2 separate regions of the Homo sapiens genome follow, and region 1 is linked to region 2. The links are chromatin loops, found by intact Hi-C in ENCODE. Cell type or tissue: ascending aorta. All regions are shown on one strand. Each heading gives the region's core, and the rest is flanking DNA. Links, peaks and the distances in the headings are about the cores only.

Region 1 (9,538 bases), core at 480-8,479, 160 kb before region 2:
CTTGTCTGTCATATATGATATAGGCAAAAAATACTTTATGTTGTACCTGAGAAAGGATACATTTTGATGTTTATTAGCCAAATATATGAACTTTAATAGACATTTGCCATTATTTGAAAAAAATATTGCTATATGTCCTAACTCTCCTTCATGTTTTGGGGGAACTCCTCATTTTATGAGTACTGTTGGCAAGTAGAGTGCTCCTTTTTTCTTTATGAAACCTAAAGATGCCTGCTTGCTTTCCCAGTCTCACTTGGAGCTAAGGTGCAAACCCATGATCTAGGTCCACTAATAAAATGTACACACCTCAGACTTTGAATCAAGAGCTAGTGGTGCTAAGACTGGAACATACATATAATTCTGCAAGAGGCCATGGTGATAACACCAAAATGATGCTCTTCAGTCAGCAGTGGTATTAAGTCTGAAAGAAGCATCCAGACAGCAACATATTCAGAGTGGGTTGGTATGAAAATTAAATGAGATTTTATGAGTCATGGTGTTACACAATGTTCTGATGGTTGTGTTCTTAACAGCTAATTCCAGCCACTGAGATATGGAGGCCACGTTTATAATTGTGGCTCCTTTTCAGGCCACTCAAATCCTGTTCTACTTCATTTGTCTCATACTCAGTTTCTCCAGTTCTGCCTTTTTCTGATTGCTGAGTTGGTTGGAAAAAATGTCTGGACTTGATTTTGCCCCTGAATCACCTTTAATTCCATTCTTTTCACATAAGTAAATGTCTTTCTTGTTCCCTTATTTAGTCAAGCTCTGTAAAAATATTAATTCAGCCCAGGTACACAGTCTGGATTCCCATATATCTACAAAAGGGAAGCTAATATTAAAAGCAAGGTACTATGAAAACCATGCGATAAACTCATTTTCTCCATTAACTTTCTTGTAATTACGTTTCATCTTTTCCCATGTTTTTAAAAGCAAAATCTCAAAGACAGTTAAAGTTTGTCTTAGGTAACTTTCTGTTATAGTGCAAATTCAATAATTTTAAAAGGTATGTTCTAATTATAGAAAAAGTATTAAATAATGTTCTACCAAAGGAGGAAAATAACAGCAGATACAAAGATAAGTTTTAGAATAACAGAAGGTGAAAATTATTATTTAGGGAATATTTGAAGACCAGAAAATAGCAACTGGGTCAATGATTAATGTGATAAAGAAAATAAATCACCCTCCCTCTCTCCCTATTTTAATTTTTCCCTATTCATATTGATGTACAATAAACCAGCAAATCAATAATTATTTCAAACAACTGGTCAGAGATCTACTGCTAATTAGATTGGGGCTGCAGGCTAGAAAACAGGCAAAGAGCAAACACTTTGATGGGAAAGAAGGGCCATTACCGAGGATGAAAACAGTATACTAAGAAAAGACAAATGATGCCATCATGAACTGAAGACCATCTTTATAACTGCTTATCTTCCATGATATTTACCCTTACCTTGTCACAAAGGGCAGCACACAAAGACTAGTCAGTATTGTGTGGCCTTGTACTTCAGCAGGTTGGCAGAATGTTATTGAGCTGTGTAAGGTAGGTCACGATGTACTACGGGTTTATAAACTTGGTAACTTCATTCAATAAAATAAAGCAAAACAAAAGTGAGTAAAGGCTTTATATCCACAGAATTTAATTGAAATATTACCGCATTCTTTGCTTTCCAAGTTACTAAAATCCACATATGTTGAAAAAGTTAGTAACATAGTTCTTTTTTAATGGCCACGATATCCCCCATGATGCTTAAGGAATTCCTCGGCAGCCTTTACACTGAGGCTATACGAACCAGCCACATGAGAGAAGCAGTGCTAAACCAAGGTAAGGTTGAACTTTTCAGATACACCATACTCTAATGGAAGCATCATGAAGACCTGCTGGATAGAGAGTATTTAGTGGTCCAATAGCGCTGCTGTTGAGGACCTTTCACTGTGGAAAAAGGGGGCCTCTGTTACCTTGTTTATAAATGAAATGTACTGCAATTATCTCAATATTTATTTCTTGCTGAGCATGGGAGTTATTGGGAGCAAGTGCTGATGAAATGCAATGTTATTTATCTCTTTTTGCTTTACAATAGAAAATTAAATTAAAATGATGTTAAATTGCTGCTTAATAAAAAATGATTGGTATGGTTTTTTTTTTAAGGCATTTTTCTTAAGAGTGCAGAATTCTCACTTGTGCTTTGATGGATTTCTCTGGTACTAGATGATATAGCTCTATGAATGAAGTAAGTTTTTAAAATAGTCTCATGTCGGGTTTAATGAAAAAAATTGAAAACCATATGTATAAAAAATATAGCTGTTACTAGACAATTTTAAACCACATTGATATGTCATAGGCAGAAAAATATTTTGATGACTAACTGTGGTTATCTTAACTAAGGTCTTCTTGTGTATTCATTTTCTAACTCATTTCTTCAAAGACATTAAGTTGACTTTGGGATCCTTCTTACCATGGTAAGTAAGTAACCAGCGTGTGCTTTTCCAAAACTCTGTGGGGAATCGTAATTTTCTGTGAAGGATTTTCCTAAATGTTGAAATGTCCTTCCTGATTCCCAATGACTAAATTCCTATTTGGCTTGAATTTTTATAACAAGACTTTGGAAACCATTTTTTCCCAGAGAAACATTTCACATTTAACTAATGTTTCTGCAAAACTAGGTAAAACCTAGATTGTCTGAAACTGAATGCCCCCTGCATTTAGACCATGTGTCTATGTGGTTCAGGCCCAGGTGACAGAGCACTTATTTCTCACTCTCAGCAGTAAATTTTAGATTGGTTGAACAACCCAGACACCTTCAGCATTTCTAAGTCACAGAATCAGTCTAGGAATGTGTCGGTGAGATGAGGCTTAGTACTGGCCAAAGTCTGGAAATAGTCAGTGTAATACTGTGAGCTTCTGGGGCTGGGCCCAACGTTGACTTAAGACAGGAAATGTGTGCTCCGTGGCTCTCTGTCAGACCTACTTGGGCCTAGGTAAGACGTGCAGAAATCACAAAACGTACTTGGGGTTTTATAGCTCCAACTGGTAAATTCAACATTAAGCCTCCTTTTCCTGCTTTCTGACCTAATAGGAATTCTCTTCTTAGTTGTGTTTAAATACTACCTAGTGTATTTTGGCTTTTGGTAAGTAGAAAAGCAGAAGTCTACAACATGTGCTATGTCTCTCAATTTCAGACTGCAGTGATATCATAAGTAAAAGGAGCACCATTCATCACATGGGGCAGGCTAGAAAAATTAGGGAAAAAAGAGTTATTTTTCTATAATAAAATCCAGACTGAAATTGAAATGGTGAAGAAAAAATGCAGAAAAAAAAGGAGATGACCCTGACTCGTATATTTTAAGACTTGAAAATTATTAAACTGAGCTATTTTAAATTTATTTATATAATATAAATAATATATATAATTGATACATTGTTTTATTATAATTTAGTACTTAGTATATAGATTAAAACAAAAATATAAACAAATCATTAAGTGTAGGGAAATATATTTTGCTTTAACTTTAAGCAATGCTTATTTTAACAATCCATTTGCCATCAGAGGTACCATTTATAACGTAGGCAACCCTCCCCACTTTAGTTCTTGCTGAGCTTCAGGTTGAAACAGAGACCATATCAAGTAAATTATACAGAAGCCATAATATTGATAAAATTTGGAAGGAAAACTGCTTTGATGGTAAACTTTTCTTTCTTTGAAAGAAAACCTAATGTAAATCATGAAGGTTTATTCTTCCCGTAATCTAAGAGAATGACTTAAGAAGGAAGTAATAAAGTAGAAAAGTTTACTCATGTTTATGAACATATGTTTAACTAAAAATTAAACACTATGTTTTGTGAATGAGATTAGTAAGCCAGACGCACATTTTATTTTATTTTATTTTATTTTATTTATTCATTTCTAAATTTAGAGACAGGCTCTCACTCTGTCACCCAGGCTGGAGTGCAGTGGTTCAATCAAGGCTCACTTTAGCCTCTACCTCTCCCGGGCTCAAGTGATTCTCCAACAGCTTTCTCAGTAGCTGAGAAATAGGCCCATGCCACCATTTCAAGATAATTTTTTAAAATTGTTTCATAGAGCTGGGGTTTTGCTATGTTGCTCAGGCTCGTCTCAAACTCCTGGCCACAAGCAATCGTCCCAACTTGTCCTCTCTAAGTGTTGGGATTACAGGTGTCAGCCACCATGCCTGTACAACATATTATAAGAAGTAAACTGTAATTATATAATTATTAAAACCTTTCGATGTTAACAAGGTCTATAACTTTAAGTCAGAAGCGTGAATCGGGCTGAAAATGTAAAGCTAAGAGATTACCATTTAGTTCTTCCACTTAAAAGGAGTAATGCATTACAATATGAAGTATTTGTTGTGTTTTCCATACTACTTTGTTTTCAGAAAGATAATATCTCAGGCTTTCCTTAATGTTCATATCCTAGAATGGTTTAAGCATTATTACTTTTATGAGCATTTAAAATTTCTTACAGAGACCATCATTATTCCGTGGTTATTAATTAGACCTCACACTGATAAAATTGATACAGTATTTTCAATTGTCTCCACAAATTCAGTGAAGTCAACTCCAGAATATAGTAAAAACAGTGTCTGACATGCTATATTTCAATTTTTCTATTACATAAGTTCATTAAAAAAGAGGGGTACATGCTTTTTATATCTCATTTAGATGAAGCTTAGCTAGTATTGTTGCAAATGGCCATAAAATACAGTGCCTTTTATTACATTTAAAATGCATTTATCCATATATTCATTTATTTGGCAAAGCATTGTACTAGGAGTTTGTGAGTAATCTGGCTAAAATAAACAAGACTATGTCTCATAAAATCAGAGATGTTGTGTCTTGATAGGCTAAAATAAATTTGAAAGCTATCTTGACAAATGAAATAAATTATTAATATTTTGCCTTTATTCATTTCTTTAGATAAAATAACATGTGTCATGGGGATAGAGATGGGATGGTAGAAGGTAAAATGGTGAAGTAGGTGGGATGAAGGGAATCAAAACAGAGGGACTCAGAGATAGAAGGCAACATCACTGCATTTGTCCACTTATGACTTGTCCAGCGTGACAAACCTTTGCTTTAGTATTTCTTTAAATATCTTGTTTTTCATTTTAGATCTGTAAAAACTCATTTAAAAGTTTGTATTTCATTTACCATAAAGGTAGTTATTCTATAAATATCCCCCCAGATTGAAAACTGGTACTCAAATACATGTGCACACATATTCATAGTAACAATATTTCCAATAGCCAAGAGATGAAAACAGTCTAATGTCCACCAACGGATACATGGACAAACAAACGGTGGTACCTTGATACTATGGAATATTGTCTATCCATAAAATGTAATAAAGTACTGTCACATGCTACAATTTGGATAAACCTCAAAAATACTATGCTAAGTGAAAAAAAAACAGACATAAAAGTATGATTTCATTTATTTGAAATATCCAAAATAGGTAAATTCATAGAGAGAGAATGCAGATTGGTAGTTGCCAGGGACTGGGAGGATGTGGAAATTGTGAACAACTGCTAAATGGTATGGATTTTTCCTTTGGAGGTGGTAAAAATGTTTTGGAACTAGCTAGAGGTGGTGGTCGAACAGCATTGTGAAGGCACTGAATGTCATTAGATTGTTTATTTTAAAATGGTTAGTTTTACATTATTTAAATTGTACCACAATTTTAAAAAGTTAATATTTTAATGAGTCCTTCTATTCAGTCAGATGCAAAGTAAATTGGCTATTCAAAATGAAAAGAAACATTATCACTCAAAGAAAATAATTCTAATAAAATATAAAAAATGTATAGAGCACTTTATCCATGTGTTCATCTGAGCATACTGATTTTCTTACCTCCAGAATTTATATCTTCAAGTAAGTTATGGATTTTTAATAGATTCTGGGAATTTAGAGCCACTAATCCATATTTCATATTTTTAATAATTAAACACCATTCTAATATAAGCATATTGTAATGTAACTTTTTCATATTTATACCTATAACTTTGTCAAATTATTTAATCTCTCTAATAGTCAATGTATCTGACTCTAAAAGGAAGAAATTGCCTTGTCAATGGTGTGAACCAGGAGCATACAACAGGAATACACATGTATATTTCTATCTCAAACCTTATGAATCAAACATGAAGGGACAGTGTCCTAGTGGGCATGTTTTGAAAAATCTTCATCTTCTCATATTCTAATTAATAACTATGAGATCAAATGATCTCTACTTTCCCTTACTTTTCATAAATTATATGAGAGTAACATAATTATGGCCAAATTATGAACCAAACCATTAGTGGACTTTCATACATTAAATATATAATCACAAATATTCACTGAATAATATTTCAGATTATTTCGTTTTGCATAGTTAACAATGGAAACTATTTCCAAATTTTAATTCTGCATGTGTATACAAATTCTAGTTTTTAACTTTTGGATTTTCATTTACTATTTTAGAACATAAAGATATATATATATATATATATATATGGAAGTAAAGTACATATTAATTTTTTATATATAAATATAACTTTTACATGTAATATATAAATAATAAATTTTTCAGACATTTGGAAAGTTTTTGAAGAATATTGCTTGCAAGTTATTGTGAAATTTGTATTTTCCCATAGATTATTTACTGAAATATGTGATGACTATTCATAAAATGACACGATGCCATATTTTTGTGGGTAGCCACAAAAGTAGGCAATCAGACAGCCATTTATTGCAACAAACAATTCTTAATGACTTGCACCCTGAAAACTATAGAAACCAACTACAGGAACTCAAAAATTATTCCAAACACTAATATTCAACCCTTATGACATATAACATCTCTCCAATTTAACTGTGTGTGTCTATTTGTCTGGCTGAGTTATCTCTCTGGATGTAAACTGTCAGTTGATTCTGATTTTAGTAGCCATATGATTCTCGATTTATTCACTTTCTAATTGTAGTAATTTCTAGATCACAAGATAGGAAAAAACCGTTGTCAAAACTCTAGAGGAGTAGCATTTAATGGTTTTTACATGTCAAATTTTGCTAACAAGTTCACTTCAGAAAACTTAAGACAGTGCCAAGAATATAATACGATACATGGTCATTTGCTTTCCAGTCCTTATAGGACACAGGTGTTATGATTTTGATTTTAGTAGCAGAAGCTTTTAATTTGTGCTACAAGTGGGTAATTTGGTGTAGATAGAGCAGCTTAATTTTCTTTTCGGCTGCAATTAACTTTAGATGAAATCGTCAGATTAACTCAAGATATAGGTATCATAAAATTATTTCATTCAAGAAATGTTTATCAAATATCAGGTGCATGATAGGCTGTCTTTTTGACACTGAAATTAAAATGAGACCCCGTCCCAGACTTAAATATATGTACCATTTACTTTCAGAATCTAGAAAAGTAATAATGACCGTAGTAGAATAACATCTATTTATTAAGCCTTAGATGTATTTCCAGCCCAGGGCTAAGCACCAGGGTTGGATATTAAGAACAATAGCCTTTGTTCCAGAAATTTATTATCTACTTGGAGTGAAAGCCACCAGGTTTGTAACATAATAATGAAGAGAAGCACAGGGTGCTTTGGGAGCTCAGGAGGGACAGCTGACATAACTTGGACTGGGGGTAGAAGGAGGCCAGGAAAGAACATTGAGAAAGATCTCAGGAGGAAGTCATCTCAGGAGGAAGTCATGCTTTCAAAATTAAATCTTAGAGGGTTTGGAACTAGTCAGACAAAAATTATGTTAAGAAATATATGGTGATAATATATGCACAAAGTGCTACAAAATTACCAATTATAGCTTTAAATTATAGTTCATGGGAGATTCAGGAAATATTTATGGGAAAAATGTTATTAAGCCTTGATTTTGAAGAATGAATGGTATCAACCAGGTTGAGATGAGAAGAAAGAGAATTTCAACAAAAGTTAAAAAACACGTGCAAAGAATCCAAGTATGAAAGTAGGTATTTGTTTGATCTTACTATGAGCATTCTGTTAGATGCACACACCCTTCCTGAGGGGCCTCCCAGGGATGTGCTTTGTTGTGAAAGTGTTATGTCTTCATCTTACAGAATAGCAGACAATAGATAATGTCTAATCTTCAAAATTATCTTCTGGAGTAGACAGATAACAGATAATATCTAAAACTTAAAAATCAAAGGACAAGTAGCAAATTTTGCTCCTCCTCCCACTACCCCCCCCCAAAGAAAAGCAAATAATCAACAAGGAGAGAAAACAACTCACATAATTCAAACATGAAAATATTGGGTATTTCTGAGCCAAGGAATTTTCTCATATTCCTAAAAGCTTGTTCAGGAGCTATTTAATTCATTATGGGATATGGTGGTTCAGTTTTCTCCTGCTTCCTGTTGTCTTATGAGGGGAAGACTTTTCCTAACTCATGTCTACCTAATTAGAAGAAACTGAGGCAAAAATAAAACAAATAAAGAGCTTATTTAGGCCAAGCTTGAGGATAGCAACCCGGGAGCATAGATTTAAGTTGCTCTGAATATACACTCTGATTAGCAGCAATTACAAGTGGATTTTTAAAGGCAAAAAAAGGGGGAAAGGGAGTGAGCTGATAACAAAGTTTTTTTGTCAGGAATTCTCATTGGCTTACAGAAATAACATTGATTGGTGGTTAGCTATACACTGTTAAGTTATCCAGCGTGGTTTATCGTGTCCAGTGTGGCATTATTAGGTTAATTTATGGCTACTTGTGGCAACAGAATGTAGTTTTAAGAGATGAGTACACAGCTCAAAGCAGGCAGGAAGGAGGGGTGTCTCTCTGGGCTTGATAATTAAAAGAACTTGCATTCCTCAGATAAAAGTTATTTTCTCTTCTCACTTGAAAAAAGCCTTATCTGTTCTGTCATCTTTTACGCAGTTTCTGGGAAAGATAGTGTTGCAGGCAGAAAGGTTGCATGCTTTGTTTCTCAGTTGTTCTTGCTGGATTATCATTTTTTCTTTTTTCTTTCTCTGTATAGAAACATCACAAAGGCATATCTCCACTTGTCCTTGTAATATGAATCTTTTCCAGCAATAATTCCTAAAAACTGTAACCTATAAGTCTCCACTTACTTTTAAGCCCCTTCCACACACTATCAAGTCCCAACCTGTGCCCAGTATGTTAAAATTTAGTGTTGGACTTTTCCTTTCTGAGAATTATTTTGTTTGTCTTTCATCTAAGTCCTCTGCACCCTTGGACTCTTTTTAATGAGTTTCATAAGCCTTGACTTCTCTTATTTCCACATTCATAGGTTTGAGCAGTAGGTGCTGGAAATTATGGTGGAATTTGACTTAACACTTAGAGGCAATAAGTTTGTGGAATGAGCTTTGTGTGTTGTTATAAAAGGCACATGGGTAATTCAAATTAGGGGGGAAAAAACTCAGGAAGGAGTGGATCCTTGGATCCAGTACTGAAGGCAGTTGGTTGAGTAGACCCCAGATCATTATGCCTACTCTGTATCTAAGAATAATTTCTACCTCCAACCCCCAACACACG
Region 2 (9,538 bases), core at 1,009-9,008:
GGGAAGAAATGTGTGGCTAGATAACAATGAGGACAGCAGTTCCTGGATGGCATAATAGGATTCAGAAGTGTATGCATTTCACCTAGTTCAGACCCTGTATTAAGAAATGCTTTGACCCCGTATTAGGAAATGCTTTGACAGGAGGTAGAAAAATAGGATCTGGGACACAGAATGCAAAGGATCCTAGTGCAAAACCTCCATATTCGAGGTAGTGAAGAATCGTAAATCAGAATATCTGGAGAATGAATTCTCTAGGTCTCTCCTGAAGACCTTAAAATACAACAATCCTTCCATATGCAAAACATCAGCTAATGTTTCTTAAGTGAGTGCATCAATCATGAATTTTTCTCATGAGTATAAGGCTTTTATTTGAATAGCTAAGCAAATTAAGAATTTTAGAACAATAGTAATTTTATTTATAATGCCTAAAATAAAGCATAACAAGCATTATTTTAAAAATAACATTTCTAATTTTTCACAGTGGAAAATAAATCTAATGAAGAAATTCAATAAATTTCAGCTTTTATAGACCACCTAAAACAATGAGAGAAATCTAATATAGATATATGAATTCTACGTAGATACAAAGACATCATGAGAAAAACTATGTTTCTGAATTGGTTTGAACACAGGAAATATTTTTTGTGTACAGGACAAAGATGTCTGAAAGACAGAAAGATGCATATAACAGCCTTTCCCCAGCATCTCTACTGTGATCCAGTAGAAAAGCTTATATTCATGACCATTCTCAACAGTTACTTTTCTCCCACGCCCCCAAGCAGTGACTCTCCAATCTAAAATAAAGATACACAAGAGGTTGGTCTCGTTCTAGTTTTCCTTTCCTGTCATCAAATGATGTCATCTACATTGAGATGTCTTGGTTTGTGTCCTTGTGACTGAAGATATAAGAAAGCTTGGGAGGCCGAGGCGGGCGGATCACGAGGTCAGGACATCAAGACCATCCTGACTAACACGGTGAAACCCCGTCTCTACTAAAAATACAAAAAATTAACCAGGCGTAGTGGCGGGCGCCTGTAGTCCCAGCTACTCGGGAGGCTGAGGCAGGAGAATGGCGTGAACCCGGGAGGCGGAGCTTGCCGTGAGCCGAGATTGCGCCACTGCAGTCTAGCCTGGGCGAGAGAGGGCGACCCCGTCGCAAAAAAAAAAAAAAAAAAGATGCAAGAAACAAGAAAGCAAGTTTGCCACTGTCCATGCTTACAGGATTCATGTACACCTGGGAATATACATATGACATGAGTTGAGTGAAAATTTAGTAACACAAATTAGAAGAAAGAGAAAGATGAAAATTAGTTTAAAGGAGGTAATTTACTTAAGGAGGAAAGTTTTGCATTGAGGCATAAGGAAGTGACTTCCATTAATTGGTGTGAAATGGGGAGAATTTTATGTGCACAGGCATAGAGACGGACATGTTTAGGTGAAGGTGAAGAAAATTAGTTCAAGTGACCTTGATTAGAATTGAAATGTCCACCGTAGATTATAGAGATAGATGAACTAACTATGAACTGATGATTAGGGTGTAAAGAGATATCTCCATTGCCAGATATAGCCTTATACTGTGGACAAGCATATTTTTCCTGCAGAGATTTATCAAAGACCTATAAATGGTATTTGCCCCTCTTTCAAATATGACACAAAAATTACTGCTTAGATAGATCCAGAAATACATTGGAAAGTTTTGTGGATGAGGATCTGGAAAGTATACACATAAAAGTCTAAATTAGAAATATTTATACTAATCTTTAGAGTAATGCAGAAAAAATGACCACTTTCTCTGGTACTCTTTTGCTATTCTATGTGATAAACTCTTTCTCTTCCAGTTTCCTAAAAAGTTATGTCATGAAAAGGCTGAATTTTTCTCTAGAAAAATCTGCTCTGTCTTTCCCAGGCAGCATAAAAATTGGAAATCTCACAAGAAAGCACTCTGGCTTGCTAAAGAAATTTGTGAGAAATGGAAACAGCTATAGATAAGTATCTAACTTTTAGGAAGCCATTCAAACATTGCTGAAATACTTTGTCTTTTGATATTTGCCTGAAACTTAACTTCTAGGACCCAGGGTGGGTGGATGAGTCGAAGGGGCATACGGTGGCATTTCTTTCCGTGAGTCTCTTACAGTCTCCTATTTAAATTGAGTTAGGATTACTTCTGGCAAAATCCCAACATAAAAATCTTCTAGGAAGATCAGTTCTGTAAATTAGACATACTAGATAAATGGGCATCAAGCAGTTTTTCAAAATTATGCAGTTGTTAACTTCATAAGGGGAAATAAAAATGTATGCATTTACATTGTATGTATTAAAACAAGGCAGAGCATTTCTATACGTTCCTAAGTTATACAAACATATATGTAAGAGTGAAATATGTAAAAAAACTTTTACATAAGCAGATGCATACAAACTCCAGATGTGCTCTTTTTCTTACTGTGGGTTGTGTCTTCTATAAGGGAAAAAGAAATATTTATCATTTCTTTTACTGCTGAGGGGATGGGTGCGGCTCTCATATTTCAGAAAGGGGCTGGAAAGTGAGGGAAGCCAAACTTTTTCCTATTTAAGGCCAAAGCAAAGGAATCTCAGTGGCTGAGTTTTATGACGGGCCCGGTGCTGAAGGGCAGGGAACAACTTGATGGTGCTACTTTGAACTGCTTTTCTTTTCTCCTTTTTGCACAAAGAGTCTCATGTCTGATATTTAGACATGATGAGCTTTGTGCAAAAGGGGAGCTGGCTACTTCTCGCTCTGCTTCATCCCACTATTATTTTGGCACAACAGGAAGGTGAGTAGGTACTGATTTCAAGAAACTTTATGGGATTTTTGTCTTTCTTCTCCTCACAAAGAGGGGTGTAAAGGGGAAAATCAGTTGCCTGATTCAAGATAATTTCCTCTATAAGCTCCAGATTGTGAAACGTTGAACTGACCATGGCTGTGCTTTTTACATTACTTGAAAAATAATCGCGTTATGTGTGTTTTTAAGAGTTCTGTGGTTAAGATAAGATGTTCTTGTACTAACTTGTTTTCATGTTAAAGGCACTGGAAACTTTTAAAAATGGCTTTAAAATTTTTCCCTCCTGGATTGTTAACATCTTGGAATACTTCCCCAGGCAGTCTGGAAGTTATTGGTCTCTTGCAATAATTTTATGTTCCTCTTTGTCTGCTGGATTCTTTGTAAGGTTAGAATATTGAGCATTGTTTTCTGAATAAGAATGCCTTTCAAATATCATGGATTAAGAACAGTCTAAAGGAAGATTCTACGCATTATCAGAATCATTGAATATATTTCTGTAAAATGGCTACAAGATACCTATAAACATTCTTCAAAGGGATCAAACTGCTAAAATATTTTATTATTCCTGTTTTTATTTTGTTTCAAGAATGATTGATTAATTCATCTTTTCTAGTAGCTTGATATTAAGGGACTAATATTTTCCACATATTCTACGTTTTAACCACATTCGCATTAATGAAGAAAATATTTTTTAAAATGTTTCAACAGGAGGTTTGACTTTGCTGCAAACAAGGTAAAGATACTAGTACTGTTTGACTTCAGAAAGCTGTTTTGCTATATTTTCTAATAATTGCATGTAATGTTTTTCATATTCTAATTTCCCCTAAAAACACATTTGTCTCATTATTTATGTGAAAATATTCTTTTATTTACCATAGTCATGAAAATGCTGAACAAATTGGAATACAAACTTCCATAGAAATAAATATTTAAGTGCTAAATGTAAAGATAGCTAGGAGAAATTATTAGACAATTTTTATTGCACATAACTAAACATGGTTACATTTAAACATATAGATTTTGCAAAGGACACTGCATGAAAATTTGGTTTTTGTTTGTAATATCAAATGTATTTGTTGTCCTCATAGCTAATACATGTAAATGTGTGTATGAGGGGAGGGGTAGATATACAATGAAATGTCTTCAGTTATATTCAGCCCATGGACACAAAAGAAAAGAAACACCCATTTTCCTTGTTCCCTTAATTTCCTCTCCTCCTTACCCCTCCTCTCCTTCGCTTTGCCCTCCTCCTTATCTCTCTCCACCCCTTTTGGCTCCTTTAGACTTCTCTTCACTCATCACCCCACCCCTTCCTAGGCAAGCCCATATCTACTCCTCTCTCCTCCTCTGTCTTCCCTGCCTGTTACTCCCTCCCTACTCCCCATGTGGCCTCCTTATGCCTCCATTTCTTTTTTTTAGTTCTCTCTCTCCTTGCCTCCTCACCCTTTCTTTCCCCTGAACTCTCAATCCTTCTTCCTTTCTCATTCCTCTCCCCTTTTCCTCCCTATCCTGCTCTTCCCAGGAGATGCTACAACTCACAGTCCTTTTTTAGGATACCAAATGACTACTATCCCCCACCAACCATTTATTGAAAAGACTACAAACTTAGGGGTTTTAGCTCAAAAAATTGCAACATATTTGTAGTTGCCTCGTGGTTGCAAGCTTTTTATAAGCACTGTGGCTATTTTTCTTCCCAATCCAACTTTAGTGGGGGGGTGTTTGCCACTTACAGTACCTTGACATCACATTAAGTTCTGTTTATTTCCCTCTTTCTCTTTAGATGCAAAAAATAATCAATAAGTATAAAATTTTGCTGATATGTGTTTGTGTGTTCTTAAGCTCAAAAAGAGTTGAAAGAGAACTGTTCAGCCTATTTTTTTTGTCATGAGTAAAAGTAAAGTTGAAGTGACTTAAGACAGTACATCTTATGTTCCCTGTGGGTTTTACAAGGAAATTCTGCTATTAGATAAGCTTTGGAAAAGTTACAGGAGGTATCTGAATATACAGCACACTGAGAGCTGTCATAAAGTTCTGGGGTGGGGTTTCTTATATATGCCCTCATAACTTCAGAGACGGCACAGCTCTAATGAACACTCACTTCTAGTTCACTCACAGGCATTTTCTGGATACAAACAAGTCCTCAAAAAGAATTTTGGTCGTCTTACAAATTTGTGAACATTGTATTTAATTCATGTGTTTTAATCCACCAATGGAGAAACATAGTCTGTTTTATATTTCCTGTAGATTATAAACATGCCAAGTTTTAAGTACAAAGATGCGTCACCTAGTGGCTGACAAGCCAGGTTACCATTTACATAACGAATGCCAATATTAATGTTATGTAGCTGGCTTTGGTAGTTTATAATGAGCTTTAAAAAATTCATATGCGTGAATTTTAAATGTTAACACTGCTCTCCTAAGGAAATTAGTATGTTACGGATAAATATTGCAAACACATATACTGACACGAAAACACAATGGTAACAATATTCAGAGTCTTTTTGGAAATTAGCTTAAATGTTACGGCCACTTAAAAATTCTACATATGACTATTGTTTAAATACATTTTTCATGTCTCTGATGTAGTCCTTATTTGACATAAGTATTTTATTCACTGCTTAATTGTTAGATAGATTATAGACAGCTGTTACTAAGTAATACTGCTCCATTAGGGCAGAAACAGAAACTTTATTTTAATTAAATGTGTACTAATGTTTGAGTTTCTATATTTTGCTACAGTGATAATTCCAGTAAAATAAACTGTAGGCCTCTAGTTGTTTTAGAATTTTAAAACTGTAAATGGACTCAGAGAATCAGTTTCTTATTAGACGTCATGAGAGTATATTTTTTTCATTATGCTTTAAGAGGGAATTTGTAACTTGCTCAGGTAACATTCAAGTTTTCTGGTTTGTGTTTGTCCCTACAATTAAACACACTGAACTAACAGGAAAAGGTTACATACATTTAGGAACAATTGCACTTTTAAAGGGAGAGAATGCATAGTTGCTCACATATCTCAGTGTCAGTCACCTAACATGGATCAGTGCTTTATTTGAGATTACAAAACTAGAAAATGACGGAGTCAAGGCTAGGACCAATATTCTGTTCAGTCTTAGATAATTATAGAATACACATTAAAATCAGATATTTGAATTTTCTTAATTTTGTAACTATTTGTCATTGAAAGGAGATACTAAAAAAATTATATATCGTCCTAGAAAGTACATGAACTAATAATGCATTTCTAAAGGTGAAAAAAGAATAGGTATTTTTCTGTTTAATATTCAATTTTATAGAGAGTAGTACGTTAATTTTTTTAAACCCCAGAAGCTCAGGATCTTATCATTTTAAAAGAAATTATCACCAGTTCTGTGTGAGTAAATAAAGTATTATAACACTTTGTGTTTTTCATCCATGATACCTTGTATTTACTTACCTGAGCTTTTTTTCTAGGGAAAGAAAAATGCTCAGGTAATAACAGAGCCTTGAAAAATTTGGATTTTCAAAACTACCTATTTATGTATAGGCCTTTAGATCATCTGATGTTGAATACTCTTTAAGTGATCTAAAGGCCTACATATAAAAAGGTATTTTTATTAAATTCTGGAATTAAACATTTCAGCATTACAAGAAAAGAAAGCAAATCCACTGGAACAATTCTGGGAAAGAAGGAAAGACTGTGATTAAATGCCTCTTAACTACTTCAGATTCCTGGATTGATGTCTTATCTACAGGCTTCTTTTTAAAAATCAAGAATGATTGGCTGTGAGTTTACCAGGATTATAGTTGAGGCTAAAGGACAGCTCCTCAGGAAAGCCCCTGTTCTACATCTACGGTCACATGCTGGACCTTGAGTTGTCACTCAGAGAAAAGAGTGCCATCTACCGAAACTCCACAGTTTCCATTGTGAATGGCTTCTTTGGTGCAGAGTTCCAAAAATTATGTAGCCCAGCTCTTTAATTTTGTAACATCTAATGATATCACCGCCTTGAAGTGATTAAAGTAGATTGCTTAAAGAATTAAAGCTTTAAAGATGAAAGATGTTATTGCTTTTGCTGGACATGAGGAACAGTTGTAAAGTTTCCAGGTCTACAATAACTTTCTGGAACCCTCTCAGTGAACTGTTTCTTGTAAAAGTTTTCCCTAAGATAAAAGCTCAATCCCATTGTTTCCACACTCAAAAAAAAAAAAAAAAAAAAGATCATATAGTGTAAAAAAAAACTCTCCAGACTTTTCAAAGGGGAAACTTTGCCTGTTTCATGTCAAGATGACAACGGAAAAAATGAGATAGCTATTCTTACATAAATCATTTGTGAACTGCAGTTGGGGGAGTTACATTAACCACCAGAGTTTCAGTCTGTGTCTAATGAAAACACAGCAGAAGTGGATTCCTTTCAGATTAACTAATAAAACCCTTGTTTTTTTCCATGACTGAGGTCAAGCACTGCTGTTTAAAATGTAGTCTTAATGAACAAAATGAAACGTTGAAAGAGGACGAGTCAAAATGCCCAAAAGATGTAAACATCAAAGAGAAAAGATCCAGAAATTATTAAAAGTTAAACTTCCCTTGAATTCTAGTATTAAGAAAGTACTGCTTCAGTAAAATGGCATATATTTTTCTGAAACTGTTTTTCTATAGTATTTTGTGTGGAGGATGACAGAGACTGCATTTCTCAAGTAAATTAAAATCACAGAAATACTCTTTGGAGTTGCATAGCATGTTCACAACGTTCCAGTTTCATTCAGTGAAAACTTCTGATGAACTTAGATGTATATTAACATGAATCATTTAGTAACTATATTTTCTGAAAAACAGTGTGTTAATGAGACATCTTAAACATATTTTTGCATTGGATGCAGAAGTCTTTTCTGTCTGGTACTATTGTTGTTAGAACCCTACTTTTTTGTATATAGCAAAATGTATGCAGGGTTTCTGAGTCACACATTTATTCTGTTGGTGGTCTGGATGTCATCAGGGTAGCTTTAGAGATATAACCCTTCTTCATAAGGTCAAGAGAAAATAAACAGGAGAATTTAACTCCAGATGGCATCTTCCTGTTTTGAGGCCAGATAGAAAAATATTTTGCAAAGAACTGTTGTCCTTCAAAATATACCTATCTAGATTCAGATTTTAACCTTGCAGGGATAAAAAATCATATGGGACAGAGCTTTGGAGTTGGCTTCTTTAATCGTACTCAGTTTTGAAATAGCAGAAAGAAAATAGAATGCAGTAATTAAGAGTATCAAATTTAGAGAAAGCCTTCTTACACTCAGATCTTCTTTTTCACCCTGACTGTGTAACCTTGGGAAAATTACTTAATGTTTCTGCAGTTAAGATTCCTCATCTGTAAAATTAGGATTATGACAGCTGTAAGCTCATAAGGCCTTTGGGAGTATGAAGCAAAATAGATATTCAAACTACTCAGAGCAGTCCCTACAAGATAGGAGGTACTATAGCACTAGTTTTACTAACGCTGGCAAATAAAATTACTCTAAGGAAGAAATTAAAGTACTTAGTAACTTAGTGATAAGGATGGTGAAATGTAAAATTTTATTTATAAGACTATACAATTTAAAGTTGTTTGCCAAATGTAATAAGACAAGTAGAATATATTCTCTTCAATGTTTTTATAATTTGACACTAAGAAGATTTTATTATATATGCAATTGCTGGTGGTTAGATATATGATACTTAAAATTTTCTAATTATCTAATTATTTTTATTTTTAACAGGATAAAATATTAATCAACTTAAAGGACATTTCTAAGGAGATTGAATTCTAAAAGATTAATCTTTTAGACAATTCTAAAAGATTAATCTTTTAGACAATTCTAAAAGATTAATCTTTTAGACAATTCTAAAAGATTAATCTTTTAGACAATTCTAAAAGATTAATTGAATTCTAAAAGATTAATCAACTTAAAGGACATTTCTAAGGAGATTGAAAAAGCATATATCTATAAAATATGAAACAAGAAAATATCTACAAATGATAATTTATCAACTTTTTTTCCTGGAGGTAGCAAGAATAAATAAAATCTTATTTTCTATGCAAAACAGTGCTTTTAAATTAAAATTATTCACCTAGAATGTCTACAGATACTTTCTTCAGAGTCCTTTTTGTTAAGTAATCTAACATATTTTAAGATACTCTGATAAATACATAAGCAGCAGAAAAAATATTTTATTAAAATTTATGTTTTCCAAACAATATCATTTAAAAGGCAAACCAAACATTATTTCAATTGGAAACTATATGAATGCCAAATACCCACATGTACAAAATATTCAGCTTTCTAAAGTAATGAAAATAATTATGATAATTTATATATCATATCTGTGATTCTTAGATTTTCAGATTATACAACATCTTTTCCCAGATAAGGATTTAGTAAGAAGAGAAAAGGAAAAAACATTCACTTTTCATTCAAGCCAAATTAATTAATTTAATTAGGTGCTTTAGGGAATAATATTATTGCTCCAAAAATAGTATTAAGACAAACATAACATTCATTTTTTGTCCAAACAATATGATTTCTTCAAGTCAGCATGATTTAACATGAAGAATGGAAACAAAAAAATCACAAAATAGTAAGCTTTATGCACATCTAAAAATATAAAATTATGTTATTTGGCTTTATTTTTCTCTAAAATTCCAAAATAGAAAACTAGGAAAGAAGCAGCTAAGAGTGGTTTAAGACATGTGTTAGCTTCAATATGTTTTATATTATAGATCCCA

Evidence for each region. Peaks named below come from ENCODE experiments on the same cell type or tissue, not always from the same donor. Only the 100,000 strongest peaks of a DNase experiment are listed, where the experiment ranks them.
Region 1: a loop joins it to region 2, with 2.5 times the contacts of the local background. A loop is called at or near these places in 4 of 110 quality-filtered maps.

What each region holds. Positions count from the first base shown.
Region 1 is chr2:188,811,149-188,820,686 of GRCh38, forward strand. No RefSeq gene overlaps it. Among named protein-coding and RNA genes, the nearest start is that of DIRC1, 26 kb to the left of the region's middle. In ascending aorta, for the core only: no CTCF peak of the experiment used is centred there; no DNase peak of the experiment used is centred there; H3K27ac peaks cover 3,484 bases.
Region 2 is chr2:188,971,780-188,981,317 of GRCh38, forward strand. COL3A1 (collagen type III alpha 1 chain) reads left to right here and starts at 2,594. Exons shown (of 51, transcript NM_000090.4): 1 at 2,594-2,789. The coding sequence starts at 2,711. MIR1245A (microRNA 1245a) reads left to right here and starts at 6,313; the gene lies at 6,313-6,382. MIR1245B (microRNA 1245b) reads right to left here and starts at 6,382; the gene lies at 6,314-6,382. All of the region lies in intron 1 of LOC105373791 (a long non-coding RNA gene), which reads right to left. In ascending aorta, for the core only: CTCF peaks have their summits at 5,079 (motif pointing left) and 6,703; DNase peaks (open chromatin) are centred at 2,592, 4,112 and 6,659; H3K4me3 peaks cover 7,240 bases; H3K27ac peaks cover 7,547 bases.